Linked DNA regions of Mus musculus: regions 1 and 3 are each linked to region 2. The links are chromatin loops, found by intact Hi-C in ENCODE. Cell type or tissue: left cerebral cortex. All regions are shown on one strand. Links, peaks and the distances in the headings refer to the core of each region. The heading gives the core; the rest is flanking DNA.

Evidence for each region. Hi-C counts contacts between places; a loop is a spot of excess contacts. Peaks named below come from ENCODE experiments on the same cell type or tissue, not always from the same donor. Only the 100,000 strongest peaks of a DNase experiment are listed, where the experiment ranks them.
Region 1: it touches region 2 in a loop (2.5-fold over the local background); 2 of 42 quality-filtered maps call a loop at or near these places.
Region 3: a loop joins it to region 2, with 7 times the contacts of the local background. A loop is called at or near these places in 3 of 42 quality-filtered maps.

The regions. Positions count from the first base shown.
Region 1 is chr3:92,992,708-93,003,240 of GRCm38, reverse strand. It overlaps Lce3f (late cornified envelope 3F), which reads right to left. Exons shown (of 2, transcript NM_001018079.2): 2 at 9,815-10,384. The coding sequence starts at 10,367. The coding sequence ends at 10,071. Among named protein-coding and RNA genes, the nearest start is that of Lce3f, 5.8 kb to the right of the region's middle. In left cerebral cortex, for the core only: a CTCF peak has its summit at 4,357 (motif pointing right); a DNase peak (open chromatin) is centred at 4,361.
Region 2 is chr3:92,747,504-92,758,036 of GRCm38, reverse strand. Lce1g (late cornified envelope 1G) reads left to right here and starts at 5,699. Exons shown (of 2, transcript NM_025413.2): 1 at 5,699-5,749; 2 at 7,016-7,886. The coding sequence starts at 7,038. The coding sequence ends at 7,457. In left cerebral cortex, for the core only: a CTCF peak has its summit at 4,655 (motif pointing left); a DNase peak (open chromatin) is centred at 4,625.
Region 3 is chr3:92,898,329-92,908,861 of GRCm38, reverse strand. No RefSeq gene overlaps it. Among named protein-coding and RNA genes, the nearest start is that of Lce3a, 23 kb to the left of the region's middle. In left cerebral cortex, for the core only: CTCF peaks have their summits at 1,111 (motif pointing left), 5,003 (motif pointing right) and 5,680 (motif pointing left); DNase peaks (open chromatin) are centred at 1,088, 4,992 and 5,682.

The DNA of each region.
Region 1 (10,533 bases), core at 753-8,752, 250 kb before region 2:
TCAGATTACAAATAAGAAAACCACAAACACTGAAGAAAATACAACAGTAAAGAGATAGAGAGTGACAGGGTCCAGCCTGTAATTTAGGCAGGGGTGGCAGACTGTGCATAGACTGAAGCATAAGCCTCAGATGGGACCTTCAGAGGTGGAACGCCACACTGGGGATTAGGCAAACTCGCACCATGTGGGAGGGTTGGCTGCCTGGCATGCTGGCCAGTGCTGGGCCCTATGCTTAGCCTGGCATCCACCCTTTGACCCTCCCGCTATGCTCTGAACCATCTTGGCACCATCTGCTCCCTGTCTGCCCATGACAAAATTGTCCCTTCTATGTACAGATCCTGGCACTTTAAGACGAGCTTTCACAGGCTAACTTAATGTGGTAATCATTTCTAATTAATTAGCTAATTAATTAATTCAGCTAAAAGCTTCACATCTGAACAAGGAGAGAGAACAGGACAATGAGCCCTCAGTTACTCTGCCTGTGTTTTTTCCTACCCTCTGGATCTCTACAGTGATTTTTCCCCTTTGACTATTTTAAAACAAAGTCCAGAGTAACATCTTTTGTCACCTTCCAATACTGAAGTATATGTCTCTAATAGATGACATTTTGAATAACTTGCTTGTCATTGCTATTCCTGGCAGAATAAAAAAAAGCAATAGTTCAGTAACACAAAATAATTTGTGCTCATGTTTTTGCAATAATCTTAAAAGTGTGGCTTAAGAGTGGCTTGTTTGATTCTCAGTGCAAATTGAGCTACACCTTCAGTTGCTGTGTTTCTATAGTGTGCTCAGACATTTTTCTACCACATCATTTACTCTGTATAGAAGTAGCTTACTTGACTTAAAGAATCATTCAGATTTTGAGTTAGGCTAATTAATCCTTTTTGGTGCCATTTCTCCTTTGTGCGATGTCCCTACATTCCCCATTGATGCTTGAAAACTAGTAATTATATATAGAAGCTTAAGTTAAATTCAGGTTCAAATATATTTCTGGCAAGGATGAAACTGGTGTGATTGTACATGCTTGTTATTGAACTACACAGAAGACTTGCACAGTCTGATATGCCCTGCCCCACTTGAGGGATGTTACCTGAGACCTATCTGTAGACTTGGATGTTGGCAGTACCAGTCATTTATTCATCTTAAAGCTGCCCAGAAACCTTTCACTTAATAGCATAAGTGCTTCTCGGTGATTAGTACTTGAGAAGTTATTACATTACAGATTTATACATGGAGCTTTTCTGCCACTCATTTCTCACCTATTACCTGGAATTGTTAAAGGACTTTCTCTCGAACAATTTTATAGCCTGAACCACAATTACACAGAAAACATCGTAATACCTATTAAGTTTTTGGTGTGTCCAATTTTGAGGGCAACTAGTTGACAGATCGTCAATTTCTAAAAGTAACTTTAAAAGATCTCTACTATTTCCAGGTCTCTGTTTTGGTGTGCATTGATTAGGTGTGGGATATTTGTCTTATTTTTCACCCAGTGGGAGTCCTTTAAAATGGCCTCCTGTGTGGTTCTGCCAGAACCTCATTAGGCTCCCACAGCATCCCTGCTTTCTGATACAGCATGATAGTTCATCATACTACTAGCCTCAGAACTAGACAAGCATTTCTCCAAGGATCACTACTGTTTTTGTTTGTTTGTTTGTTTGTTTTGTTTTGTTTTTTTTAGTGGGAAGTAGCATTTGGAGACCTCAATGTAGCTGCCATGGATGCAAAATGAACTTTTTTTTTTAAAAAGAGTATTGCTAGACCTTTTCCGTGAACAGCTATAATTATATTTTAAGGAGAAAATTATTAATTATAATACCAATTTATACCATTTCTAATTTAAATTTAGTGTTTCAGAATATGTAATTAACTTATTGGGTTCCCTTCTTATATCTTATTATTTTGAAAAATTTGATATTTTAAAACAAACTCTACAGTAAATCTGTATTATTTTCTAAATGATATTATTATTATTATTATTATTATTATTATCATTATCATTCAATACTTCATACATTTTCTCTGAAACGTATTTGGTTCTTTAAAGATGTATAGTACAAATAGCTTAAAGTTGCTCGAGATAATATTATTTCCTTTGTATCAACTTGATATAACACTGGCTAAAACCAGCTGTTTTAGTTTGGTATTGGCATTTAGGGAGCTTAACAATTTTATTTTTGTTTATGTATATAACCAACAGAAAAGGCACACTCAAAGGTCTAATTTCTTCTCTTGACTCTGCTTTGTTCTGTAGTTATTTTTAATGAGGTCTAGTTCATTTTTTTGGTCATTATTATTATTTTATTTCTAACCCTTTTATTTAGGCAGGCAAGCAATAATTATAATTATGGAGGAAGTAGTACTGCCCAGTTTGAGCCTAGCTTCCCTGCCTCACACTGCCCTCCACAGACTGCTCTAGGGATGTCAAGAGGAGGAGACATTAGCTTACACTTAATGTTAGATAGGTGCCTCATTTCAACTACCTTCTTGCTTCACCGAAGATCACGCCCACTCTAGGATACACAAAATAACTATGAGAGCTATTTTTGGACTCCACGTACTGCTGAGTATACAGACAAAAATGTGTGACCACACAGGTGTGTGTTGTCACTTCCTGCTAACACCAGTATGATGAAGAGCTGAGGGATACAAAGATGTTGAGCAACTCCTGAGCCAAGTGCGGGGATGATCCACATGAGGAAAGTGGTCCTGACATCAATGAAAAACAGTTCAGGGAGCAATTGTGGTTTCCTAAAGTCTTAGTTGTCATTTTGGACCTTTTAAGAGTAAAAATTGGTGAAATGTTCCCCAAGTTTAAAATGAGAACAGGCTTGTAATTTTTCCCTTTCCAATTTAATTTAATTTAAAATGGTATTGGCAACTAGACAGAAGCCCTATCTTCCTTGATAAAAAATTTTAACAGGGGAAGTGTACATTCAAGGACGTTAGATTCCTAGGACACTACTGATTACTGAAGGGGTTCCTCATCAAAGGGGCTCCCCACCAAAGGGGTTCCTCAAAATTCCCTCAGTTCCCCAGGTTGATTAGAAGAGATGCTGAACTGATCATGCCAGTCAAATTCTTTTAAAGTCTACATACACTTCAGTCACCTTCTGCTTAGGTCTGCCTCCTGAGACAACCTGGAAGCAAAATGTCAATCTCTCCTGGGACCCTCCCTCCCCTCCCTCCCTCCCCTCCCTTCCTCCCCTCTCCTCCTTCCTCCCCCCTCCCTCTGGAGCTTCCCCCATCCAGCTCCCAAATTTCTGTCCTCTTTCTCCTCCCTGTCTCCATTCTTTTCCTTCTCTTTTTTTCTCCCGCTCCTTTCCTTATTCCTCTACTATGCTTTCCTTCCCTTGGCTCTCCCACACCCTTCTTTTTCTCTTTTCCTTTTTTTCCCTTACCCCCCCTCTTTCTTACCCTTCTCTTTTCCCTTTATCCCTTCTCCTCTGCCCCTTTGTTCCTCTCTCCTTTCCCCTTTTTTTCTGGACTATTTTCTGGATGTTATTGCGTAGACAGGCAGGCAGGCAGGCATCTAGGCAGGTTTTAATTCCTACAAGTCTAAAAAAATGGCACATACATTTAAAATGCTGCTGCTGCTGCTACTATTACTACTACGACTACTACTATAGTAGTAACTTCAGTGATTTCGCCCTAGTAGTTAATCAGTCTGTCCAATGGCATGACTTCTTAAGGTTTTTGGACCCTGACACCACTGCTGTGAGCACACCAGCCTACTCATGCTTCAGTCTTCATTACTCTATCTACACTACTGAAAGAGCTAAGCGTAGGTGAAAGCCATTTTGTTTTGTTTTGTTTTGTTTTGTTTTGTTTTGTTTTGTTAATGTTGAGCCTAAAAAGTCTTTCTGTCTAGGTCTGTTTCCTGAGACAACCTGGAAGCAAAAAGTTACTCTCTCCTGGGACCCTCCCTCCTCCCCCCACACCCCCTCCCCACTGGAGCCTCCTACCTTATAGCTTATAGGTTTGTTTGTATGTTTGTTTGTTTTAAGGCCATCTATAGTTCTTTTGTGTATTGCCTTTGTCTTTTAACAGTTTTATAAAAAATTATCTTGTGCTCCTTAATGTTTTAGGAGATTTTGGTCCTTGTTAAGTATAGGCCGTCTAGTCATAATATTGCTGAATATACGCTATAAATACTTTACTCAGCTTTTATGTCCATTTCTCTAAAAACTAAAACAAACAAACACCCCTACCCCTCAAAAAGAAAAGAAAACCCTCTTGTTCCACTAATTACTAATTTTCACGCCCTGGTGGTGTGTACCTAGTGGACCGACCGGCTAGGACTTCTCAGGAGCCTTTTCCAGAGGATCGAGGAACACTGGCTTCAAGTGGCCGCTAGGTGGCTCTGCGCCAAGGCTTCTGCACTGTGGCTGCTGCTGAATAGAGAAGCCAGGGGAAAATGCACCAGCATAAGTGATAAGAGACCCTTGGGCTGACTTGGTGTATATCCCAAAGCGATCCTCTCTCAGGCCCCAAGCTCACTGCCAGATGGTGAGTTGGAGGAGTCAGCAGGGTGAGCTGAAGATTTTTTTCGGTAAGGGGGCAGCTTTTCCATTTCTTTCTTTCCAGATCCAAGTTCCCTGCTTCTCTCTGGACGGGTGTCAAGGGATTTTAGAAGAGGTTTAGAAAGTTCTCTTCTGGTGTCAGTACTGCAGGGTAGGTATGCTAATTCTTTGTTTGATTAATTCACGTATCCACTTACCCTATAGCCACTTATCTTGCCTTTTGAAACACTGGGTTTCCTGAGAGAAAAGGACTCACAAATGAACAAAATACAAATTCTTTTCTTGAGGGACTGAAAGAGCAGTGAGGCAGACCAAGCACCCAAGTATGTAGGATCCAATATGGCGAACTATGTAAGATACATGAGTAAGACATCATGTCTTAGGTCAGAGCTTTTGGGTGACAGTGAGCCTAAGGAATGACAAATCCTAATACTGTTACTTGCTATTGTTGGGAATGGTGGACCAGGTAAAATCTTTGTCTTCGTCAACAGTACTTGTCAGAAACAGAGGTGTTTAACCCATCTCCATACAAGGGCAACTGGCTGAAGCTGGACACCCAGGTATAACTAATGGGATTTTAGATGTAACAAGGGTTCTTGAGGAAGAGATAAAACTGTAAGGCAAGGTCAGAGTAGGACCACCTGGGAAGTCAGAGAACACAATGGACCATGGATTTTAGAAAGAGTAGTAGCTTAATCAGAAGGACAGGTATGGGGAGTCCAGATATTCCTAAGCTGTGCTGTACCTATTTTGATTTTCCAATGATGTATATGAATTACTGAATAAACTCAAATATACAATATTTGTGTATATATGTGGATGTATGCCCATATGCACACACAGACACACACAGAGACACAGACACACAGATATACACACACACACACACACACACACACACACAGAGAGAGAGAGAGAGAGAGAGAGAGAGAGAGAGAGAGAGAGAGAGAGAGATCTCAACTTTGAAACTTGCCACAGTGTGGTCTTATATAATTGTGAAGTCAGAAGGACCTAGAGGAGGGAGACAGCAGTGAAGTGATTTCAAGAAAACAAAGTACTTCCAAGATGTTTAAGATAAAGTAAAAAATAAAACATTAAGACTGTGCTAAGACGATAGCACTGGAAAAATTAAAACAAATGTAAGGAACACTTTATGACTATCTAGGTGGCTATATATTCCGTTTTAAGAGACTTGGAAATTGTAGAGCAATAGAAATAATTTATATAAACTGGGTTATCTAATGGAGGGAGATTACTGCAAATATGAATGGTGATTGACTGTATGTAATGAAGTTATTATTCAAATTTTGCTTCTTAGACATAAATGCCCATATTGTTCATGAAACTGTCTTCAGTGTCATCATGAAGGATGACAGCAACTTTATCAGACGCTCCACAGTGAGTGATATAGTCCTTCTGATAACACCATTGAGTCCTTGGGTACTGCTGACAGGGTCAGAGGGATGCCTGGATCCGGATGCTAGTGGGGCCACTACTGCTGACACCCATTGGCTGTCACTTTTCAGTGGTGCCACCTTGCCTCAAGACCATGACACTGCTGCTCTCCTAGCGTTGTCAAATCCTTCCAAGCCACTGAAATGCTGTGCTTGTTCTTGACAAACCCAAGGGTAAAAATTAAGTTGGCATTGACTTGTTTATTTTACCACTATCACCAAAATCATACATATATTATTTAGTATTTTATCTTAGATTTCCTCAACTGTGCAAAATAACTAAAATGAAGAGAGACCTATAGAAAGTGGGCCTATTTAAGCTATATATTTTCTTATTCTGCTTTATTGCAGTACTAGGGGTCTATTTCTTCTTGAAATACAGCACCTCCAAAAATTATGTTAAAAATTATGTTAAAGGTATTTTAAAGCACACACACATGTCATATATATGCACATATTAAAATACCAGCATTTGAGAAAGCTGACATTACTGTTGTCAGTCATGATTTTACTTATCTAGTAAACTTATGAAAATCTGTAGAAGTACCCTCCACTTTTTAAAAACGTAAATGTTGCAACATGAAATAAACTATGTACTTCCAAGTTATGGGTTGAGATATGTCTCCCTGCCCTGCCACCAGTGAAAACATGAGTATGGGGATGTAATGAGGGGGTGAAAAAATCAGTCTCCCGTTAGGAATGTGATCCCATGCTTGTGCTAAGCTGTTCTGGCTGTTGTGGAAACAGGCCTGTACCAGATCTATTTCTCTGCCTCTATCACCTCACTGCTTGAGCTAGAGCATACATGCATCCCTTCAGGTCTCCTGAGCCCTTATTCACTGCCAGGTCTGGATTTTACTGACTGTCTTACTTAGGATTTTTTATTGCTTCAATAAAACACTGTAGCCAAAAGAAACTAAGGAAAGAAAGGATCTATTCATCTTATAGTTTTTAGTCCACCACTGAGGGATGTCAGGGCAAGAACTCAACCAGGGAAGGAACCCAGAGTCAGGAGCTGAGGAAGAGGCCATAGAGAAATGTTGCTTATTAGATTTCTTAGCTTGCATTATTATGGTGCTTAGGAACTCCAGTACATGGGTGGCACTGCCCACAGAGAGTTGTGCTGGCCAAACAACATCAGTCATCAATCAAGAAAATGCACCACAAATGTGTCCACAAGCCAGTCTAGTGGAGGAGTTTCCTAAATGAGGTTTCCTCTTCTAGGATGACTCTAGGCTGTGTCAAGATGACATAAAATTATCCAGCACACCGATCTGGCCCCATTTTTCACCTAAAATAGATTTACTAATATTTGGAATCCTGATCTTATTTTCTAAGTGAGCTCTTGAGGTCCTGGTAAACTTTTAAGACTCAACCCATAGTTCCCACTAGACAGTATCTTCCAATTATTCTGCCTATGGGCTGGATGTTTCCAGATGACTACTCATATGCAATCACAAATGCCTCGAGAAGTAAACAGGAGATAATGTATCCTTATATAAATCTGCCATTATTCCTGTGTGTGAGTCCACAAATCACAATTAATTGCATAGTTAAGCCTTGAAAACTCTCATGGATTATACAAGAAACTTTTTTTTACTTTAAAGTCAAATTTTTCCATTCTTCCATTCTTCCATTCTCTCTCTCTCTCTCTCTCTCTCTCTCTCTCTCTCTCTCTCTCTCTCTCTCTCTCCCTCTCTCTCTCCCTCTCTCTCTCCCTCTCTCTCTCTTTCTCTCTGAGTTATGATTCAACATTCTTGTCACAGGGTGAGTACTACTACTCAAATATTTCTCACATGATAGTGTAACAAATAGCCTGTCTATATGTATGCAAAATCTGTTATACTATGAGTTCCACTACATTTTGCTTTCAAATTATTGTGTGAACCAGCTGGTCCAGGCTGTATATTTGAGAAAAGATGTAACATATACCCTCATTATAGGCTGTTTTTATACCTTTATGTCTTTAAAGTCAAAGGAACTTGGTGTCTATGAAAGCTGAAGGGGAAACATTTGAAATTTGAGAATACTGACACTTCCTAATAACTTTAAAAATATTTTTAATCCTACAGATTCACATGTCATTGCACAGTGTTATTCTTGTGTTAAGAGGTACATGATAGAGCCTTCTGAGTCAGTTTTGTTGAATAATTCTCAATTGTGTGCAATAATTACTATCCATTTCCATGGCCTTTTGTCATCCTTCAAAGAAATTCTGTGCCCATCAAATGATCCCATCTCTCTCCCAAACCCCTGGAAATGTTGCTCCATTTTTATCTTTTCAGATTTGCTGCAGAAGGGGCCTCCTATGAAGTGGACTTGTATAATGTTTGACTTGTTGCAAGTGGTTTGCTTCACTTGGTATTAACTTTTTATGGTCAAGTAGTTGCTTAAGTGTTCAACAGAAGTTGGAAGATGAATCTCAATGAACCCTTACATCAACAGAAAGTTTATGTAAATGTGCTCAAATGATAGTCCACATAATTCTAAAAGCAATTAATTAAATTTTGAGATATACTATTTAGTTACTTAAGAAAATGTTGATATTCAAATGAGAAGTCAGAATAATTTTTATCTACATTAATATGCAAGGATAATAACTAAGCAAATTGGTAATTTAACCTAAACATTAATGATAGTCAACATTACAACTCGATTTACTCATTTACTATGAATAAGTATTATTTTTTTGTCTTCTAAGAATTAAGTTTATGGTTATGGATTGGCATTAGAGTCCAGCGCAACACTCCACACAGTAGTGTGAGAACAGCTGCTGTGGGTATGGCTTCACTCGCACCATTCTGAGCTCTCATTTTTCATTCTTGGAAGAGATTTCTAAGATATATTTTGCTTTCTTAGAATTATTTTAAGGCATATCCTGGGCTTTAGATTAGCATATTGCTTCACCATCATACCAATCATTTCCAGTCAGTATAGGACATCACTTTGGGTTCACAACAAAACTAATGTCTTAGGTACAAGATGAAGTGGCATGGTCAGCTGACCGTGTTTCTATGTAAAGTCTGGAATTGCACCATTCTTTCCTGGCAGCGTCCTAATGAACCCATAACTTACATGAGTTGGTAATTTAGAAAGGATTCTTTTCTTTGGTTTGAAGCAAACCCAGAAAGCACAGTGGTTTTAGCCTGGCTGCTGTAAGTTTTGGTGAATTATGATAAGCTGTGATGATAATTTGCCTTATTTGACACAATAGGAGTACCCGTTTCATAGAATAATTGAGAAATTATGTCACAGAATCAGGATAACTAACTCTCACTTTTTCTTTAGTTTTTCTAACTCATTTATTCCAAATGCTAAGCAAATATTTTATTTAAAGTTAGTATTCACTTATAAAACCAGGATTTTTTTCTCCCAAATTTTCTTTCCATAAGTTTACCATTTTTTTCTTTTCTTTTAAATCAAAACCGAGCTCTGCTTTCTCCTAGTGTTCATAACCTCTTCAGCATTAGCTCTCAGTGGTGCCCTCAGATATTATTGGAGAAACTATTTACAGCCTTTCCATAGCTTTCCTTTACTTCCTTACTCTTGGCTACCTATCTGTTAGTTTTTGCTTCCCTGGACTACCCATTTCCTGTCTTTGTCTTCTAGTTGAATCTGGGTACCAGTCAGAGCACTTACCACACATGTTACAGGTTAGTCAAGTCTCCCACAGGAATCAAAGCCAGTAGCCTCTTACTGATGCAACGCCCTCCCCTGCCCCTAAGCCCACCATGCTGCTCTTCTGTGGAGGCATCATCTACTCTACATGCTAAATAGTACTGACTAGAGGAACAGAGCAGGAGGAGATACACACAGAGACAGACATGAGACACACAGTGCTGTTGAGAAACACATTCTTTACTTTCCACAGGGTCAAGTACAGGATGATAACCACCCAGGCAGTTATCAAAAGCTCTCAAGATATCAAGGTACAGGATCTTGAGGAGAACAGGAAGAGCCAGGAGAGATCTGAGCTCTCTTGGGAAACATCTCAGCACTTAAAGAAGACAGAGAAACTGGGAAAGAGGACTGAACATTTGAGGTTTATAGACTCGTTTTTGATAGTGTTTCTTTCCCAATTGCACTGTCTGGGTCAGCAGCAGCCCCCAGAGCTGTGGCCACAGCCTGAGCCCCCAGACTGCTGACCACTGCCACGGTCACAGGAACTGGAGCTCCTGCGCCTGCATCTGTGGGACCTGCGCCTGTGGTGGCTCAGGCAGCAGCCTCCCTCAGAGCTGGGGAGACTGCAGCCCCCAGAGCTTGTAGCACAGCAGGAAGAGGCTGCAGGCAGACACTGTGTTGTGCTCTTTGGGGGGCACTTTGGGGAGCACTTTGGGGAAGGGCACTTGGGAGGAGGCTGGCACTGCTTCTGGCTCTGCTGGCAGGACATCTCGGCAGGAACTGGACCTAGAAGAGTAGGATAGAAACATAGGGAGAAGCTTCTGTTGAGTGTCTACTGACTTAGTCTGTCAAACACATGACTTCCTTGACTTATCTGCAAATAAATAGGACCATGAAGGCACAAATCCATCTGAATACAGCATTCTCAAGACTAT
Region 2 (10,533 bases), core at 1,087-9,086:
CTTGTCTATGAGGATTTACAACTTTTGCTGCCCCAGGCACTGACAAGGCACTCTCTTCTTCAATGTGCTTTATTGACACTTTTGTCACAGATTTCATGTCTGGGTGTTGATTTATCTCTGTGTTCTGAAGCCTACTTTATTGGGGAACACATTATTTTCTGGCAGTTTACAGCCACTTATGCTACTTAATATAATAATTTATTCTGGAATATAATTTGAAAGTATGTACTGGGATACTTTTTTGCATTGTGCTTTCTATGCTTCATTTCTTGACTGGTGTAGAGTCTTTTAAATACCAGGTAAGTTTTATTATTATTATTTTTTTTAACTTCAGTCAAAATTTCTTTTGTGTTGTGTTTGGTGAGGATTGAATTGCATTTGAAGAATGCTTTCTATAATATTTTTATAAGTGTATAATTTTTAGAATTATTTTCACAATATTAATTCTACTAGTATGTATACTATATGTCCTCCCCTCATTAGTGTTATCTTCAATGCCTTTCTTCAGTATCATAAATTATCATTGCAGAACTGTTTATCCTCCTTGATTTTGTTTATTTCACAGCATTCCTAGATTTTTAATTTCTACAATGGAAAAAAGGATGTTTCCTGAGTTCTTTAATAGTATATTCAGTTTTTCCTTATAGCAAAGATTCTGACCTTGAAATACCAAATTGTAAAACCTTTTATATAAGCCTTTTCCAGGGTCAATTTATGGTATTTCTACAGTGGCATTTTTTCCCATTTTCCAGCCGGAATCCATTCCCTTTCCTCCACCTTTGGCTTTTAGCTAAAAATTTAAGGGAATATGAGAAAATGTACAACCTTCTCTTATTCTCATATTTTAATGAAATAATTTCATCTCACAATGTATGTAATGTTCGATATGTTTTTTCTTTTTCTAGATCCTTCATGGCATGGGCCATGAGTGATGTTTCATATTTCTGTAGCCTTTTTGACCTCATTGCAGATGAGTATCACAACTGTGTGCCTAAGTCTATTTATATTCTCTATTGCATTTACTGAATTGTTTCAGAATCCTAGTATTCATGTATTCAAACCAACCATGGTGGTCCTATTGCTTTAATGTGCTTCCTTTTCAATGTTTTAATATAACTTTTATTATTTGATTATTTTTTTGTCCCATGGACTCCTAGGGTTTGGCAATACTCAACTTTTTATTCCTCCAACTAAGTCCTCCAAGAGCCCCTGCTATATCTTCTTCTAAATTAACAGTGACAGGGTTGGGAGGAGATGGCAGTGAGGGGTTGGAGAAAAAAAGTCTAACAATAGATATTAATAATTCCACATGGCAATTTGCATATATGTGTATTATTACTATGAGGGGTATGGTGATTCTCTGAAATAGTGTAGTATATGTCCACAACTAAGCTAAGATATTTACCTCATGTTGTTGGTCAAATCTTTTCCAGAGATAACAACAATAATATAAACTATTGTGATTGTTTTGGGCTGTGCACCACAAGTTGATGATTTAGACCCTTTTGATGAAAGCACCAACCATTTTTGTTACAGAGCATAGGAAAATACATTGGTACTGACCAGGGCATTTACAATCTGATAGATACCTTTAACAGTCTAAAAACATGTTATTCTAGTTTCTGTAGGGTAGGATAAAAACTCTTCAAAAATATTAACCAGCTATGAACCCAGAGAGCTACAGTCATCAGAGTTATGTCATAGTCTGCTCATTGGTGCAATAGTGGCAAAGATAGTATGAGGATAGCCAACCTCTACCTTTGAGGAATAATATCCATTAAAAAATTTGTGCTTTATGTAATATTTTTAGATACAGAATGTTGGTGTCTCAGGTCAATATGGAAAGAGTTTTTCAGTTGTATTTTACTGTGTCCTTATGCAGTTTTCTGGTAATTTTTAATATTATATGTAATGCAGCAGTTTGATTTAAAATTTTGAGATTGTAATACATCTACATTGTTTTCTTATTTCCTTTTATTGCTTTATCCTCTGCCACATATCCTTCCCTCCTTGGCCCTTTTCAAATTCTTGATCTCTCTTTTTATTTTGATGTAATTGTTCTAGACATTTAATTAAAACACATTCCTAAATGTAACCTTCTCAGTCAGTATGAAGTTATTTCTATGTACATTTTTATAGATAAGCATTTGGCACTGGATAACTTATTGATGTGCTCTTCCCCAGGGAGGAAGAAATTTTCTGCTCTCAGGGTTCCTTAGTGGCGTGTAGTCCTTTAGTAGGGCTGGAGCCTCAAGGGCTTTCGTCTGTTTACTTTGTAGTGTTTATTGTTGTTGTTATTGTTAAGCTCATGTTTAGGCAGCCATGCTGGTGAGACTTTACATGTCTAGCCTATACTCTTACTGGGAGTCACATTCTCACAGCAACTCACTGAACTTCTGGCCCTTACAATTTATTCACTTGCTCTTCGGTAATGACAGTTGACCTTTACTTGATGAAGTTGATACACAGACCTATTTGTTGGGACTGATCTGCTCAATCTGCCTTTAAAATTGCTGTGGTTTTCCTTTGTTCCTCTGATGAGATGAGGGCTTTCATTAATGGGGGATGAGGACTACACTTTTCTCTGGGGTATAGGGACAGATATTTATAATACAGTTGGGGATTATACTATTGAAGTAATGTGATTGTGGTAAATTTTCCTCAAATATTTATGACCTCGTTGGCTCTGGATAATTAGTTGTCTAGGTTTTAGTACCAGGCATACTTTTCCTCTCCTTGAGAAGTTCCTAACTGTAATTAGAGAGCAGTTGGATAACCACAGGCTATGCCACAACTGCAACCTTGGGTTTCTTAGTCTTGATGCTCCTTGTTGTGTTTCACAGCAAACACATGATAACTGAAGCCCTCACACTGTCCACAGTTTACTAGTTATGATATTCACAATAGCTTGAGGCTTAAGTCTTCAGAGATCTCACTCAAGGCTAGGATCTAGTCTTTATCCATGAAGCATGCTACTCATACATAACTATGTTCAGGCAAATCTGTTTTGGACGTGGGTGTTGTCTTGCCCAGGGACAGAAATGTAGACTAGCTGCCATCTCAGCCACATCATCCTAGAAATCCCAAGGTGAGCCTGGCATAACTGCCACTGGGTAAATCAGGGATCATTTTCTGACCTCTCCAGTAACTAAAGCTGTTGTAATAACCTGAGCAAGAGAAGAAAGTCAACCCAGTTGATACAGTGAATAACTCTTCAAGGTAATGTGACCACACATACCTCACTCTGTCTCAGAGGTTAAGTTCCTTTAGGGTGATGCAAGTCTTTAGGGTTATCTGTTCCTAAGCTTAGACATCAATAAAGATGCTAGTCAGAGGCTTATATATCACCAAATGTCTACAGAATAAATGTGTTCAATTAGGGAGTATAAGAAAAAATATAACGCCCCCCCCCAAATTTCAATAAATTCATCTTGATTATATTAAACATCATAGATTAAAAGAAACAAAGGTGGAAACAATTATTAAGGCACCTAAAGTTGTAATGTACATTTTACAGAAAAATCATAAAGAGCCAGAAATCACATCATTGATATAAGAACAAATTTTAAAGCAGGTAAGAAAATGTTTCAGAAGAACTAGCAAAAACTCTGATGTAATAAAGATTTTTATTTCTCTTAAGTGACATACAGTCCTGAACAAGTCTTTTTTGATGAGTTTGTCAAAGTTCTTCTTGGGAGTGCATATGGCCTATCATCTGTTTTGTCTCATATGCAGGAGTAGAGTGACAATAGGTCACATCAAATGACTGTTCCTGGGTTTTGTATAGGCCATCAACATCTTCCTTTCCATTCCATATGAACCTCTTTTCTAACGTTCTTCTTAGTAATGTGCCATCTAACATTACCAGTACATTATCTTGGTTTTCATGAGAGATTTATGGTGGCATCTACAGATCCATCAATTTTGAAAAAAAAATTTAAGACCTTAATAGCATATTCCTAAATGATGATTAGATGTAAATTCATGAAAAATCCAATATAAAATATTTTCAAGACAAATGCAAAGAAACCGTCAAAAATAAGGTCACCCATTCTTTCTGGTAATAACAACCGCTTTATTATTATCAATAAATATTAGTTTGTAAAACTTTGGGGGTTTGGGGAACTTTTCATACACATTATTTATCCAACATCTACATCTCCTTTTTAAAATTAGATGTATAGTTTTCATTCATTTACTTTATATCATGCTAACTGACCCTCCCTTTCAGCCCTCACACAATACTTCCTCCCTCCTATCCTCCTCTTCTGAGAGGGTGGAGGCCCGTGTGTATCCTTTCCACCCTGACACTTCAAGTTTCTGCAAGGTTAGGTGCCTCTTTTCCCACTGAGGCCACTAATAGCACCACAGCTAGAGAAACATATCCCACATACAAGCAAGAGTTTTCGGGATAGCCCCTGTTCCAGTTGTTCAGAACACACAGGCATACCAATCTGGACATGGGCTACATATCTGCAGGAAGACCTAGGTCCAGCCTGTGTATATTGTATGGTTGGTTGTTCAGTCTCTGAGAGGCCCAAGGGTCCAGGTTAGTTGATTCTGTCAATCTTTCTGTGGAGTTTCTGTCGCCCAGGTGGCCTGCTATTCTTCCTCTTCATCCATGAGTCTCCATCGCCATCTACTGTTTGGCTGGGGCTATCTATATCTGTTTGAGTCAGCTGCTTTTAATTATTGTTTCCGATGCAGATTTTTTATAATTTAATTATATGCTTCTGTGTGTGTATGTGTGTGTGTGTGTGTGCATATGTATGTAAGATTGTGTATGTGTTTGCTGTTTATATGGTCAGTGTTTATACTCATGCTTGTTTGTGTGTGCATGTTTGTATGTATGATTGCAACACTGTAGTTAAGAAAGACAATATTACATTCTGTGAATCTAGATTTACAACTGGTCCTGAGCTGCCCCACTTAGATTCTAGGAATCAATCTTAGACCCTCTTCAAGAGAGCAGTGTGCATTCTCCATTGTTAAGCCACCTTTCAACTGATGTCTTCAGGCACCATATTAACAACTGCATGTTTAGCACTTTGCACATTGTCGGTCAGAAACCATATAAGAGAATGTTCTTTTGTTCTGAGACATTTTTATCCATGTCTTGAAATTATATTGATTTTCACATATCCCCATAAGCAATATCATTAATATTCTGTGGTAATAGTTTAATTGGGAAATGATACTGGCTAAATAGACTTTCAGAATGACATCTCCACATGTCTTGATGCTGAGAGAGATTGATCATGCAGGGTTTTATTGCTATAGATGTCTAAAATGTGTCCACATATTTACAACTTAAAAGTACTTGAATTGAAGCAGACATTCAAGATACTAAAGGTGTTTTTCATCTTAGCATGGGCCACCAGTGGCACATATCACAGTAACCACAAGCAAAATTGGAGGATGATAAGGAAATAAGTGTTTCCCAATGGAAGTATTTTGTGGGAATGCCAGGTTTAAGGATCTATGAATCCACTTCCTGATTTCATGCCTAAGCAATGCCCTAAGATAGATGCAGCTTGCTTGCCCACAAAGTGGAATGCTGATGAGGAATATTTTGTCATGATTTGTCACAAAATCATGTGGGAATCACTTGGCATGGCATCCTGTCTCCAGTCACTGTCTCACTGGCTGGGATAGAGCCCAGGCTCAGAATAAAAGGACCGATGGACAGGCTGCTTCCATCCATTCACTGGCTGAGATACCCACAGATCTTGTGCTACCCTTCATATTGGTAAGTGTTTACTGAAGGTAAGGGCAGAGACTTCAGAGTGGAGCTGGAGTAGAGCCGGATAGACTCTGGGAGGGATCATTCCCCCTAAGGGACACACTGATATACCATAAAACATGGTAAAATCTGAGGGATGAGGTAACTAGCCACAGCCTTGGTATTATGAGACTCTAAAAAGCTTTGGGTACTTTGTCCCTGGCAAATACTATATACCTTCAATTTCTAGGACTACTTAGGATGGTATATTCAGCATAGATAACTGTGTATCTATAGAAGTTACTAGGGGAAATTTGGTTTCGGATGAAAATGTTTCTCCTTCTTTGCACTGAAGAAATAGAGCAAGAAAAGCCAACATGTTCTCAGTTTGGCTTGGGAAAGGAGCCCAGGTTCTGGGATCTGTTCACATATTTCTCTGATCAATAGGACACCACCAATATGACACTGACCTTTCTAACCTTAGCCAGGGCAGATGCTAGTTTAGATGCACCTGACCTTCGTTCTCACAACATGTCTTAATGTTCCTGCAAGATCTGAACAGGGTTTACATATATTTCTGTCATGGCCTGAGCTTATTTCCTGAATGTGCTAGAAATTCGTTTCAAATACTGACTTTACACTAAATATTCTTCAGTTCATGATTGTTCTCTCTCTTTACAACTACTTATCTTTGAAATAGTACATATATTTGCTTATGTGAAGACTAAGCATAGCAAACCTAAGTGTCACCTGATATTTATTTAGTGCTGCTGGAGTTAGATAAGTGTATTTCTTTTATATATATATAAATGTATATATATATATATATATGTATGTATATATATATTTTTTTTAATTAGGTATTTCCCTCATTTACATTTCCAATGCTATCCCAAAAGTCCCCCATACCTTCCCCCCCCCACTCTCCTACCCACCCACTCCCACTTTTTGGCCCTGGCGTTCCCCTGTACTAGGGCATATAAAGTTTGCAAGTCCAATGGGCCTCTCTTTCCAGTGATGGCTGACTAAGCCATCTTTTGATACATATGCAGCTAGAGTCAAGAGCTCCGGGGTACTGGTTAGTTCATAATGTTGTTCCAGATAAGTGTATTTCATGTGCATAGATTTCTGATATTTAAATACAAGATCAACAGGATGTTTCATTCTGACTATAGTATAAATGAAATGACTATGAATCTTGTTTCTATGATGATCACTAATGCTTTTGTGGGGCCAGCATTGATCAGGTTACCACAGTGCCTGCCGTCTGACATATCCATGATTCTCTCACAGCTCCTGAACACCCACAGCTGAGATGTCCTGCCAGCAGAGCCAGCAGCAGTGCCAAGCCCCTGCCAAGTGCCCTCCCAAGTGTCAGACCCCAAAGTGCCCTCCAAAATGCCCCCCTAAATGTCCTCCCAAGTGCCCCCCTGTGTCTTCCTGCTGTAGCCTGGGTTCTGGGGGCTGTTGTGGCTCCAGCTCTGGAGGCTGCTGTAGCTCTGGTGGCTGCTGCAGTTCTGGGGGTGGAGGCTGCTGCTTGAGCCACCACAGACCCCGCAGATCTCTTCGTCGCCATCGTCACAGCTCTGGATGCTGTAGCAGTGGTGGCAGCAGTGGCTGCTGTGGCAGCAGTGGCTGCTGTGGCAGCAGTGGTGGCAGCAGTGGCTGCTGTGGCAGCAGTGGTGGCAGCAGTGGCTGCTGTGGCAGTAGCCAGCAGTCTGGGGACTGCTGCTGACCTGCATGAGGAAGACTTCAGACAAATGGTACAGGAGGAGAACACGCTCAGAAGACTCTCCATTGGGTGATGTCCTCTCCTCCTGCTTCCCTCCTTGTTCTGCCCTCTGAGTTGCTGAAATCTCCTGGAAAATGTTCTGAATTGTCCTCATGAAATGACAATGACCATTTGCCTCTTTGTTATAAATTAAATAAAAATCTTGACGACCATTCCTTAAAAGAGCATTGCTTTTCTTTTTCTTTGGCCCATCCTGTTTCTTGTCATGTATTATCTTTTCCTTCAAACACACTGTGCCACCCAGAGCAATTGTCCTCTTTTAGATGTGTATGTATTTCCTATGACGTCATACTAACACCTGTACTCTATCTGTAAGAACTTCTTTTCTATTTTTTTGTAATTTTTATTAAACATTTTCTTTATTTACATTTTAAATGCTGTCCCCTTTCCTAGTTTCCTCTCTGAAAATCCCCTATATCTTCTCCCCTCACCCTGCTCACCAACCCTCCCACTCCTGCTCCCTTGCCCTGGCATTCCCCTATACTGTGGCATAGAATCTTCACAAAACCAAAGGCCTCTCCTCTCATTGATAGTTGACTAGGCCATCTTCTGCTACATATACTGCTAAAGACAAGTGTTCTCTTTGATTGGTGGTTTAGTCCCAGGGATCTCTGGGTTAGTTCATATTGCTGTTCCTCTATAGTGCTGCAGACCCTACTTGTCACAATTACAAATGTTGGGGAATAACTCCATGTCCAGGGAATTGTTGGTTCGTGCCGACTATTAGACAGTCAATAGGAGGACCTTGATTCTATGCTCAGATTAAATGAGAATAAGCAGTACACTGGTCAATCATTTCTTTCCTCTTTATGTTCTTGGTGATCTCTTGTTAAAAAATTTTCTTACACAGAAATGCAGAAATATTCTTTTTTCTTTAAGTCATTTTACTCTTGTAACTGATGTGCTATATAGTGTGAACTTCTGGCCAGCTGACCATTGGCAGTGCTATCATTCCTTCCCTGTTAGTGTCTGCTGAACTCTTCATAGAGTCATCCATTAGCAGAGAGAAAAATGTTTGGAAGCCCTTTTATTTCTGCTTCCTACTTCTTTGTTTTAATTTAATACAAGTCACTGCAGTAGTACTCAGATGAAGTAGTCTTTGATCTTGTGGTTTGCTTCAGGTTCCTAACTCTGTCCTCTGTCCTAGAAGGAAAGAGACTTTGTTAACCTTTACCACTGTCACTTTCACAGGAAGGGAATATCTGAGCACTAACTCATCCTATTAGACCCTAGTGTCCAGTTCTCTTTAATGTATCTGAAAATGTCCCTGCAACATATAATCAAACTGCTATATATAATTTAAGCAAAATAAAGTTCATAAATTTAAATGTAAAGGCAAATTATTTTTGCACAATATTTAGAGTGTATGCCACAAAGAACAATGTACCCACTGAATAATGTTGAGAGCTCACCATTTACAATTTGAACAACTCATACAATGGCATAAATTCATTATAGTATGTCAATAAAAATATGATGAACATATTTTTAATAAAATATAATCATATATGGTAAAACTCAAAATTAAGTGGTAGTACCTTCCTTTTTGAAGAAGTATAATGCATATTTCTTCTTTATATGAGAGAAAATATGCATTACTTCTCTTCACTACATCAAAATTTTAATGTAATGTTATAACTGAGACTATCATTATCTTACAAATTAATTAATAATTTTTAGGAAAGAATATAGTTCCTTATTTACTTATATATTTACATCTTAAATTCTGTCCCAACTCCCAGTATCCCTGTGCTCTATCTCATCTCCTCTTAGAAGATGGGGACCCTCTAGTTATCCTCCCACCTGTTATATCAGAACTATGCAGAATTAGCCATTTCATCTACCACTGGGGCCAGAGAAGAAAGCCATGTTGTAGACAGGCTGGAAGCCAACCATTGGACTGAGCACGGGGTACCCACTGGAGGAGTTAGAGAAAGGACTAAAGAAGCTGTAGGGTTTTGCAACCCCATAGGAGAAAAAATAGTATCAAACAACCAATATTCCCAGAGATCCCTGGGACTATATCACCAATCAGAGAAACAAATGGTGGGACTCGTGGTGCTAGCTGCATATGTAGCAGAGGATAGCCTAGTTGGTCAGCAATGGGAGGAGAGGCCCTTGGTCCTGGGAAGGTTCTATGCCCCAGTATAGTGGAATGCCAGGGTCAGGAATTGGGAGTGGGTGGGTGAGTAAATAGGGGGAGGCATGAAGGGATAGGAGCTTTTCAGAGGGGAAATTAGGAAAGGGGATAACATTTGAAATGTAAATAAAGGAAATATCTAATAAAAAATAATAAGAATATTGTTAAAATCTTGAAAGCATCATTTATTCCCTCAATAAAATATCTTAAAATATTTTTATTAAAAAACAAAAAAGGATTCCAGAGTCAGGCTACAGCTTTAGGAGGAACTACTGCTCCAATTGTTGGGGGACCCACATGGAGAATCAGTTAAATGTCTACTCTATTTGTGCCAGGGGCTTCTGTCCAGCCAGTGCATGCTCTTTGATTTGTGGCTCAGTCTCGGAGAGTTCCCAGGGGTCCAGATAGTTGACCTCTTTGGTCTTTTGGTGAGAATCCTATCCACCACAGGGCCTTCAATCCATCCCCAAATTCTTCCATGAGAGTCCCAATGCACTGGTCAATGTTGGCTGTGGGTATCTGCATCTATTTCAGTCAGCTGTTGGGTAGAGCCTCCCAGTGAACAGCTCTGTTAGGCCCCTGTATGCAAGTAAAGCAGAGTACCATTAATAGCTCCAGGGACTGGTGCTTGCCTATGGGATGTCTCTCAAATTGGGCCGGTTTTTGGTTAGCTATTCCTACAGTATCAGCTCCATCTTTGTCCTCGCATTTCACACTTCTTTTTAGACAGGAAAAATTCTGGGTAGAAAGTTTTGTGGGTGGATTGATGTCCTTATTGCTCTACTGGGGGATCTGCCTGGCTATTTCAGGTTCCATGTCCCCACTGTTAGGTGTTTTGGTTAAGGTCACCTTCACTGAGTCCTGGAAGGCTAATGTACC
Region 3 (10,533 bases), core at 1,008-9,007, 150 kb before region 2:
AACACCCATGGAAGGAGTTACAGAGACAAAATTTGGAAGTGTGACGAAAGGATGGACCATCTAGTGATTGCCATATCCAGAGATCCATCCCATGATCAGCTTCCAAACTCTGACACCATTGCATACACTAGCAAGATTTAGCTGAAAGGACCCAGATATAGATGTCTTTTGTGAGACTATGCCGGGGCCTAGCAAACACAGAAGTGGATGCTCACAGTCAGCTATTGAATGGATCACAGGGCCCCCAATGGAGGAGCTAGAGAAAGCACCCAAGGAGCTAAAGGGAACTGCAACCCTATAGGTGGAACAACAATATGAACTAACCAGTACCCGGGAGCTCTTGACTCTAGCTGCATATGTATCAAAAGATGGCCTAGTCGGCCATCACTGGAAAGAGAGGCCCATTGGATTTGCAAACTTTATATGCCCCAGTACAGGGGAACGCTAGGGCCAAAAAGGGGGAGTGGGTGGGTAGGGGAGTGGGGGTGAGTGGGTATGGGGGACTTTTGGTATAGCATTGGAAATGTAAATGAGCTAAATACCTAATAAAAAAATGGAAAAAAAATTAAAAATGTTGTTTATCCTGTCCACCCCATAAGAAAAGAAATGTACAATTCATGTAACTCATGAATAAAATATAATTGGAGTTTAAAAAAAAGAAGGGCTCATCATACATACACACATATAAATATATATTATATGATTATATAGTGTATGTTACTATATATAAATATTCTTGAACTTTCTCATCATAACTATCTCCAGTCATAATAGTTACTACTCAGCAGGAAATCAGAAACTCACTGGTTTAGTGTCAAAACATGTAAAAATAGTAAAATATTCTAATATTTTACTAGCAGAAATATTAGTATGAACACCAATGTAAGGTTAAACTCATCATATATTCTATGAAATACATTCTCGTTTATCAATATTTTACTCCTGATACTAAAAGCAACAGCCAGAACACACTTTGAGGATTCAAAGTAGACTTGGGATGGTGGTGAGGTAACCTTTTGCTCTGGCATTTTCCTAGCTTTTTCCTCAATGCAGCTGGAAGATCTGTCAATGTGCCTTGCCCTGCTCAGAGAGCTTCAGTAAGCGCCACCTAGTGTTAGTTTTGGGTGACAGCGCTAAAAGCTGGAACCTCCGCTGTTTTTTTTTTTTTTTTTTTTTTTTCATTTTTTTATTAGAAATTTTCTTTATTTACATTTGATATGCTATCCCAAAAGTTCCCTATTCCCTCCCCTTGCCATGCTCCCCTACCCACCCACTCCCACTTCTTGGCCCTGGCATTCCCCTGTACTGGGGCATATAAAGTTTGCAAAACCAAGGGGCCTCTCTTCCCAATGATGGCTGACTAGGCCATCTTCTGCTACATATGCAATCAGCCACCAAACCCAGACACTATTGCATATGCCAGCAAGATTTTGCTGAAAGGACCCTGATATAGCTGTCTCGAGTGAGGCTATGCCAGTGCCTGGCAAATACAGAAGTGGATGCTCACAGTCATCTATAGGATGGAACACAGGGGCCCCAATGAAGGAGCTAGAGAAAGTACCCTGTGAGCTGAAGGGGTCTGCAATCCTATAGGTGGAACAATATGAACTAACCAGTACCCTCAGCTGTTCTTTCACAGTCCATTTATTAGAGAGTTCTGGTTGCAGCAGTTGCATGGGTCGCCAGTGGGCTGGTGAGAGCCAGAACTGTGAGAGGGAAACCTTCTCTATTTGGTGGGACTGTGGTCCAGAATAATGTGGCCTGTTTTCTCTGCCCTTTTCCTGTTCTCCCACTTCTTCAGTCTGATCATGTACATGGCAGTGGGGTTCAAGGGCATCAGCTAACCATGAAGTTTAGTTCCACAGAACCAGAAAGTATTGGAGGGAGTACTTAAGAAAAAAGATTCCATAAGTTGTTTATCAGCTTCAGAGGTTAACACTGGGTTGCCCATACCAGGGGTCTGATAATTTTCATTCTGTTTTCCATTCTCAGGCTCACAGTAGTTGTTACTCTCTTGATAGATTAGGAGAGTGCTTCAAACATGTTGAATATTTGACCGATATGGGCTGGAACTTGAAAGGTTTATTAATCCAATTGATTGGCTATTGGAACAAAATATGAACATTTTATATAGGACTTAGAAAAGACCCTAATCTTTTTTTAATGTTAAAAATATCCAACATACAAAGCCTAATTACTTGGCATAATATGAAACATAAAATACAACTCTGTATTGTCAGCACTCTAAAAAGAATGGCACATGGTGAACAATGCCTTAGCGAGCCCTGAGAGAAGCTCCAGGGGAGGCAGAAGACTTTTATCTCTGGTTCATTTTGTTCTTGGGTGTGATTTGGTGCCTCCTTTCACACACACACACACACACACACACACACACACACACAATTTATAAGAGGTGTTTACTCTTGTTGGATATCAGATCATAGCTATAGATCCAATCTGGAGAAAGGCTGTGCTGAGTGCTGTATTCAGTGTACCCTGAATCTGCGTATGATATTCTGCTTTGCTTTTGTGCTTCCCCAGATATAATCTAAAGTATGTTCGAGACAATTGTGTTTAAATTAGTTAGTCCTGAGAATGTTCTGGGAAAGCGTCAAAGGGCAACTTTGACAGCCAGGGTAAACTGAGGTGGAGTGTAGAGTTAAAGACTGGAGGCTGGTACTGATAGCAGCTGGTGATGGGAGAAAGGGGAAGAAAATCACACACACACACACACACACACACACACACACACACACTGAGTGGATGAAACTAGACAACAACTTCACAGACACACATACACACACACACATTTGGTGGATGGAGCTAACACCTGTGAGCTGGCTCCAAACAACTTTATTTTGTCTCTCATAGCTTATATATCACAGCAAAATCTTTCAAGTAGTATAAAATTATGATTATAATCTATTTTTCTTCTAGTGAATGATAATGAAAAAAAGTATGTTCTAGAAAGATTACATAGTACAGGTAAAGAAAACCCCCAAATTATTCCCAAGAACCCACATACATTAAAAACTAAGCGACGTTTTATAATTAACAAAATGTAAGCAAGCAAGGCAATTTTCTCAGCCACTTTATTTATTTATTTTTTACTGGCAGGCAGCAATTTGTGGTTACAAAGAAAGGATGAATTCTTTTCTTATTTATCTTAAAAAGTAATTTTATAGAAAAGGTTACAAGAACCGCAAATCTAAACTTTTATAGAAGAAACAATCCGTCATTTCTACTTTAAATCCTCAGAATTCACACTTGCTCATTGGCAGGTTTTATTAAATCATATTATGAAGCTGAAGGCAAAAATGGGTACAAGAAACCAATCATCGCCTTAGAGTTTTCATACAATTCTTAGATTAAGAGGGATGTGAAGTCAACAAGCAGAGTAAAACTCTACAGCAGCATGAAGTCCTCAGGACACATGGTCCTTGGTGCTCTGCCTCTGAGGCACAGCCACTGAGGTTGTGCCAACTGGTGGGTGGGCCTAACTCCGTGAATTCTAAAGCCATTTGTTGTTCTTCCATGGCCCTTGACAGGAAAGGGCTGGGTGTTAATGTTTAGTATGTGCTTACTGACATTTATTTACATATGTTTCTGATCACGTTTTTCTGAACACAAACAACTTTCCTTGGATCATTGCTTTCTTCCTTGCATTCATGTATAAAACAGAGCACTGAAACTCACATAGACTCCTTTACAGCTCTAGACTCTAGCTCCCATTCTTTAACATCCTCACATTGCAGCTCAGCCAGAGGAGGTGCTCACCTGTTTTCTCAGTAAATCTACAAATTAAGGTCTTTCCCCTCTTATGTGCTACGAGAGCTATTTAGCTGCTAAGGTAATTTATTTTTCAACCATCTTGTTATCCAAACACACGTAAAAATCCATTAGGATAGCTATTCTTTAGTCTATGGTGCGCTAGGTAAATACTTTTTTCTTTCTTGCTGGATCTTACCTAAGGCGTTGACATTCAGACAAAATTGCGTGTCTCCTTGTTACAGGCAAAGGATGATGAAATGAAAAATGCTTGTTCTGATTTCCAGCCGCATTTGCTGCCTCCAACTTGGCTTTCCAATATAACCGCCCTGTCTGTGGCATTCAATTGCGTCCTTCTGGCGGGGTTTCACGGGTTATTCCTCTATTTTCTCCCTTCCTGCTGCATTTGTAATACCTGGACTCGCTGGGCAGTTGGTGGCCACACACCTTTAATCCCAGCACTTGGGAGGCAGAGGCAGGTGGATTTCTGAGTTCAAGGCCAGCCTGGTCTACAGAGTGAGTTCCAGGATAACCAGGGCTACACAGAGAAACCCTGACTCAAAACAAAACAAAACAAAACAAAACAAAACAAAACAAAACAAAACAAAACAAAACAAAACAAAACCCCAACCCAAACCAAACCAAAACCAAAACCCTGGACCCACACGGAGCACCTTTGGCGGGGGGTCCTACTTTATTTTCTCTATGAGCTCCTCATTCTCTTGACTATTTTTTTTATTAGATATTTTCTTTATTTACATTTCAAATGTTATCCTCTTTCCTAGTTTCCCCTCCGAAAATCCCCTATCCCCTCCCCCCTCCCCTTGCTCCCCAGCCCACTCACTCCTGCTTCCTGGCCCTGGCTAGCTGACAGGAGCCTGATATAGCTGTCTCCTGAGAGGCTCTGCCAGTGCCTGACAAATTCAGAAGTGGATGCTCACAGTCATCCATTGGACAGAGCACAGGGTCCTAAAGGAAGGAGCTAGAGAAAGTACCCAAGGGGTTTGCAGCCCCATAGGAGACAACAATATGAACTAACCAGTACCCCCAGAGCTCCCTGGGACCAAACCAGGAATCAAAGAAAACATAGGGTGGGACTCATGGCTCTAGTGCATATGTAGCAGAGAATGGCCTAGTTCTGTTGACTATTAAACTTCTGTGTCTATGCAATCCTTTTCTCTGTTGCTTGTACAGAGCTTTTTAAGACATTGTCTACATTAAGATACGCCAGTAGATGGCGATAGAGGAGTGACAAAGGTGCTATTAGCTTCATCAGTTGTGGTCCATGACTCCCCCTTCCCTCCCCTCCCTGCACCTGCAGTGACTTTCCACAGATGCCCTAGCGCCATCAGCCAAACCCCCTCCTAAAGATCCGAGTTCTAAACCTGAAGATGAAATGAAGTTTTCATTTTTCCTCCTCAGAAGTTTTATTTCCTTTAAACCACATCTTTGTCCTTGTTCTCCAAACCTGAGGTCTAACACCTTCTGTCCTATAGCCAGTTTGACTTCTTACCATTATCTGACCTTTTGCAGCAGAGATAGCTGAATGGTCCCAGAACATTTATACATCACAGGCATGTTTGTAGATACCTAGAGAGGCTAGCAGAGGCACGTACAGAAAATGTTGAGGCCAAAAATCACCATGATATCTCTTTCTCTACCATGATTATGGCCACTTCTTTCCTACTGTAAAAAAATCTCTTTCCTACTGTAAAACTTTTTGGTTGAAAAGTTTCTTCCAATATTTTTAAGATGACAGTGATGGAAAAATATCTTTTTTGTATTAAAAGGACTTGAGTTAGATATTAATTCAAGCATTGCAGGGAGGTACCTTGGCTCTTCATTATGTGCTCCACTCTCCAAGGGTGGATGGTCTATAGTCCCAACTCCAGAGGTTTAGCGCGCCCTCTGCTGGGCAGAATGGAATAGAGCAATTAGTACAATGTGTGGATTCCTAGAATTGTCTGTTATTGACTAAAGGCTTTGGGGAGGTGGGCTTCTGGAGGCTGTAGCTGGCTTGGGCTGTAAACCCACTGTTAAATCAAGAACCTGCTGCTTCTTGCTTTCCATTTCCTCTCATTCAATCCAGTGTTGACAGGACGACACACAGGGTCCCAGAGGACTTGATGTTTGTCCACACCAAGAATCTTAGCCTGTTTCTGAGTTGTACTTTCTCCCTTATTTCATGATATAACAAAACACTGATTTCTTATTCAGGAAATGATGTTCCCCTTTACCTCCTCTTTGTGATTTTTTTAAAAAATAAAAACCACTTTCTGTAAAGAAATTGCAATTAAAAAGCATAGCATATTTAGATTAATGTAGACACTCAAAGAAATACTTGACTAGATGCAGAGTTTATACATCTTTGTGAATTTCAGTAAGTTAGAATAGCTGTTCCAAAGCTGCGTTCTTTGTAACTTTTAATGCCCTACCCCACCCCCCAGAGGTCAGGACTGCTAAGGCATGCATGCTATTCATAAGGGAGAGGCAGGACCTGGGTTATCGGTGAGTGAGCTGAGAGGTACTAATCACTCCAAGCCGAGGTTGGAGCCCCCAGTGGCCTCAACTTTGTGTCTGTCTCTACTGAGCTGCTCAGGTGTTCTCACGTTTTTGTATATTCTACAGGTTGGGACATGTTGGGAAATACTTACCTGAAAATGTGTGAGTCTAAGGAATGGCAAATACCTTTTAAACGGAGTTTCCAATATTTGGGATCAACAGTTGGGTAAAATGTTTGAAACGAAGGCTGAGACTCTTGTTTGCGTTGATTATCACAGGTGATCACTTTTAAGGTTGCTGACTCTGGTTAAGGTCAGCTCTGGACTTGCTATCTTGCATAGCTTGCCTTCCCCGTGTTTGGCATGATTTTTAGGACTGTATTGCTACCTGGACCACTGCCTCTCCTCAATGTGTGAATAATCACTAGCAACAATATATTCCTCAAATCACTGGTGTCTAGCTTAGCAAAAGAGAAGATGGAGAGCACACTAGTGTATTATGGCCCTCCTCTAACACTTGGATTCTTTGCCTAGTCACCATCAGATGGGAGGGCAGAAGAACTACAGTCTTGTTGGGATCCCTATAGCTGCCTGAGACTTAGTGTTAACAAAGAAGAGAGAGACAAATTGGGGCACAGATGAAAACTAAAATGTGAAAGTCTCATATTCAGACTAAGGGGTGACTGTTTGAAGATGAATTGAGAATCTCCTGGATGTAGAATTAAACCCAGTTACTTCATCACCATAGCTTCTGAGAAAAATGCCCATTGTTCCCTTAAACTAGTCCCACTCAGTCTCCAATGACAGGCACGTGTCAACTCTGACACATTCTATGGCTCTAAGGGTCAAGCCCAGGGGTCTAGGCCCAGCTCTCAATTTTAACTTTTCAGTATTTCTATGTCTTTTAAAATTCTTGTTTTATATCATTTCCTTATTTCATCCAGCTGTTTGTATTCTCTTTGAATCCTTTCAGCAGTTTATTTTTATCCTTTTTTTACTTCACAAAGCACATCTTGAACCATTCTTTAAAATTCCTTATCTGGGATGTCCTCTTTCATTCTCAGTGATAGTATCATGGAGTAGGTATTTAGGTTTTCATGTTTTTACATTACATCGAGATTACACATCTGAGGGTAACTATACTGATTGAATTTTTCTGTCAGTTTTATTCACTCAACTGATGTATTTGCAATAGTCGAGTGGTGCTAGGCTATGGTAGAGTGAAATACACAGTTTCAAAGTTAACTCCTCAGTATCTGCTTGAGGATGCCAGGTTTTTACTGAAGTAAAAAATTAACTGCAGAAGAAAAGTAAATGCCATGTTAGACAGTTAAAAACGATGGTCTCTTTAATGACAGCAGTTATTGGAAGTTCAATGAAGGTAAGAATGGTGCACACTAGGATATATCTATTAAGACTGGGAATAGAAAGAAAGTAGACAGGGTACAGATAGGCATTACTACGAGGTTAACTGAGAAACAAAGCATGATGGGAAAAGCATCTGTAAGGGGACTTAGGGAAGCTGTTGGGATCCACAGTTTAGAGATTATCCACATTTTGCAAGTTTATGGCTTTAATGTAAAAAGAGGGGGGGGTGGTGAGATCAGAAAGGTGATGGGGATGAGAGGGAAGTGTAAGGGCGTTTGTCAGAAGTCGAGGGAACATAATAGCAGAATAGGTGGAAAGCCTACAGAGCAACCGTACACCTGGCCAAGCAAAATACAAACTAAAATAAGCTCTTTAAAAAGATTTCTTTTTTTGCAATCATGAAGGTAAAAAAAAAAGTAAAAATTAAAAGATAGCAATAACAACAACACAAGACAAATCCCATTAGATTACAAACAAAGTTGGTAAGAGAGCTCAATGGGGGGAGGTGCTTGGTACTAAGCCTGCCGACCTGAGTTTGATTCCTGGGTCCCACTTGGTAGAAGGTCCCATTTGACGCCCATATAAGTGCATTGCCACCTAAATAAATAATTGCAATAAAAACCCACCAGTCAATATTTCTTCCTTGCTTGCCTAGGTTTTAATTTTTCCCTCCCTGCAATGTTTTATGTAGCAAATGAGCCTTTGAAGGAGCTGTGGTTTGCGATTTCATTCCAAACTCAGACTCCCTAAAGCAGTCTCCGGTGTGTGTTGTGGAGTATGGATCATTTTCAGTATTGAGTCCCTGGCACAGGTAAGCTGGGGTTGGGTATGCGGTTCTCGGCTTCCCCTGAAATGCACTCATTAGTTTGACAGCGCTGAGTGAGAGAGTGCAGCATGAGAGCCCTGGCTTCAGGTTTCAACTACTTCAGTAGCAGCCTCATGGGGGAGACTGCCACCGGCCTCCAGAATTAGACTTCAGGGTCCCTGCTCTCTACCGATGGGGATGTACAGCATCCATATCTGGATCTGGGCTCTTTGGAGCTAAAGGGATAGCTCTGTGTTATGGCACCAGTGTATAGGGGAGGGGCGATAGGAGCCCTTACCAAAAGTCCCACTGATCTCAGCAGCAACCCCAGGAGGAAGCCTGCATGGCCTCCTAGTTTCTCACATCAGCAACAAGTTTTCCATTCTCCTGTCCACAAAGGTGGACAGCTCATTGGTCCTACAGGCGCAAGGCCTTCAGCTCCTCCTCTGTGGGCTGTTCAGTGTTCTGTGGGGAAAGGGAGAGGGGAAGATATTGTTTTCCAGTTTCTACTGACATCAGCCAAATTTCTCTGCGGTGTTTGTAAGCTTTCTGTTGCTGGGCATCACTGCTGTCAACATAAGACACAGCTCTCATGTCAAAGAAAGTAAGAGGTTTTTATTTTATTTTATTTTATTTTATTTTAATTTATTTTATTTTATATTCTTCTACTTCTTCTCTACCCAGATAGGAGTGACCATGCCCAGGAACACAGACTTTGGTTATCCTAAATTCTATGCTCAAATATTTCATGAAGTTTCTGTGGTAAAAAACAAGGGGGCACACGCCTTTAATCCCAGCATTTGGGAGGCTGAGGCAGGCAAATCTCTGAGTTCGAGGACAGCCTGGTGTACAGAGTGAGTTCCAGGATAGCCAGGGCTACACAAAGAAACCCTGTATCGAAAAAACCAAAACCAAAAAAACCCCAAAACAAATAAATGAAGAAAATACTTAATAAAAAACAAAACAAAAAGAACAAAAAACAAAACAAAACAAAAAACCGAGACAGCTTTAAACTCTATTGGAGTAAACACTAAGTAGGTGGTTCCAGTAAAGGAGAGGCATCTTGGCTGTCGGCCTTATATGCTGTGTGATGACTCTCCTAATTTTGTGAAGACTAGGCTTTTATTAAGTTAATACATTCCAAATTATTTTATCTGTTTGTCTGTGTGTTAGGTCTGGCTTCATGAGCTAGTCATAAGATGTTAAGTGAGAGACAGAGTGGGGCAAAGAGCAGCTTCTTAGTGTGCTAAACATAACCCAAGGTAAATTGCAACATTTACTAATCACTGAATTTTAGTCAGCTAATCTGCCTTTGCAAACAGCTTCTTTCCTGGAATCCTTGTTCTCTGTGCCAATTATGCTCCAGCTAACTTCTTGGTGCTCCAGCTAACTCCTTGGTGCTCCAGCTAACTCCTTGGTGCTCCAGCTAACTCCTTGGTGCTCCAGCTAACTTCCTGCAGTGTCATTGTGTGACAGGGGAGCACTTCCCCGTGGTTTCCTGTGCTGCCTTGGAAGTCTCTGCAAGATAAGTTCAACTACAGCTGTCAGCTCTGGTCAGGGTCCAGACTACTTTCTTATCCTGACTGTCACATTAAGTCACCATCTTGAAGTTTTAATTTCCCATCTTACCCAGTGGTATCAGAAGATCTGAAATCCCTGTTTTGAAATAACATATTATTTTAAGGTGTCTGGCTAAGGCATTACATTTAAAAATAAACTAAGAGTCTATTGGTCAGCCAGAAAAAAAGGTAAAGTCACTGTTGGGAAAGAAAATTGGGGTCCAGTGATATTTTGACCAGAGCACACGAGATGGTCCCTGTAAGTCATTTCAGCAGTGGAAATTCGAGCAGAGGGGTCTAGATTCTGCCTAGCTGTCTTCAAGTGGAAAGGGCAACACTAGCTTTGCACTTTCAACATCTCAGCAGTTGTCTTCCTGAAGAAATAACCAGAGAAGGATCTCTACCACTGATGATGTCTCAGCAAGTAGACAGGGGTGAGGTGTGAATAACAGAAAAAAAAAAGACAGAATAAAGCAAAGAGTATGGTGCAGGAGGGTGAAAAGATTACTTGCATAAAATAGTTGCAAAGCAT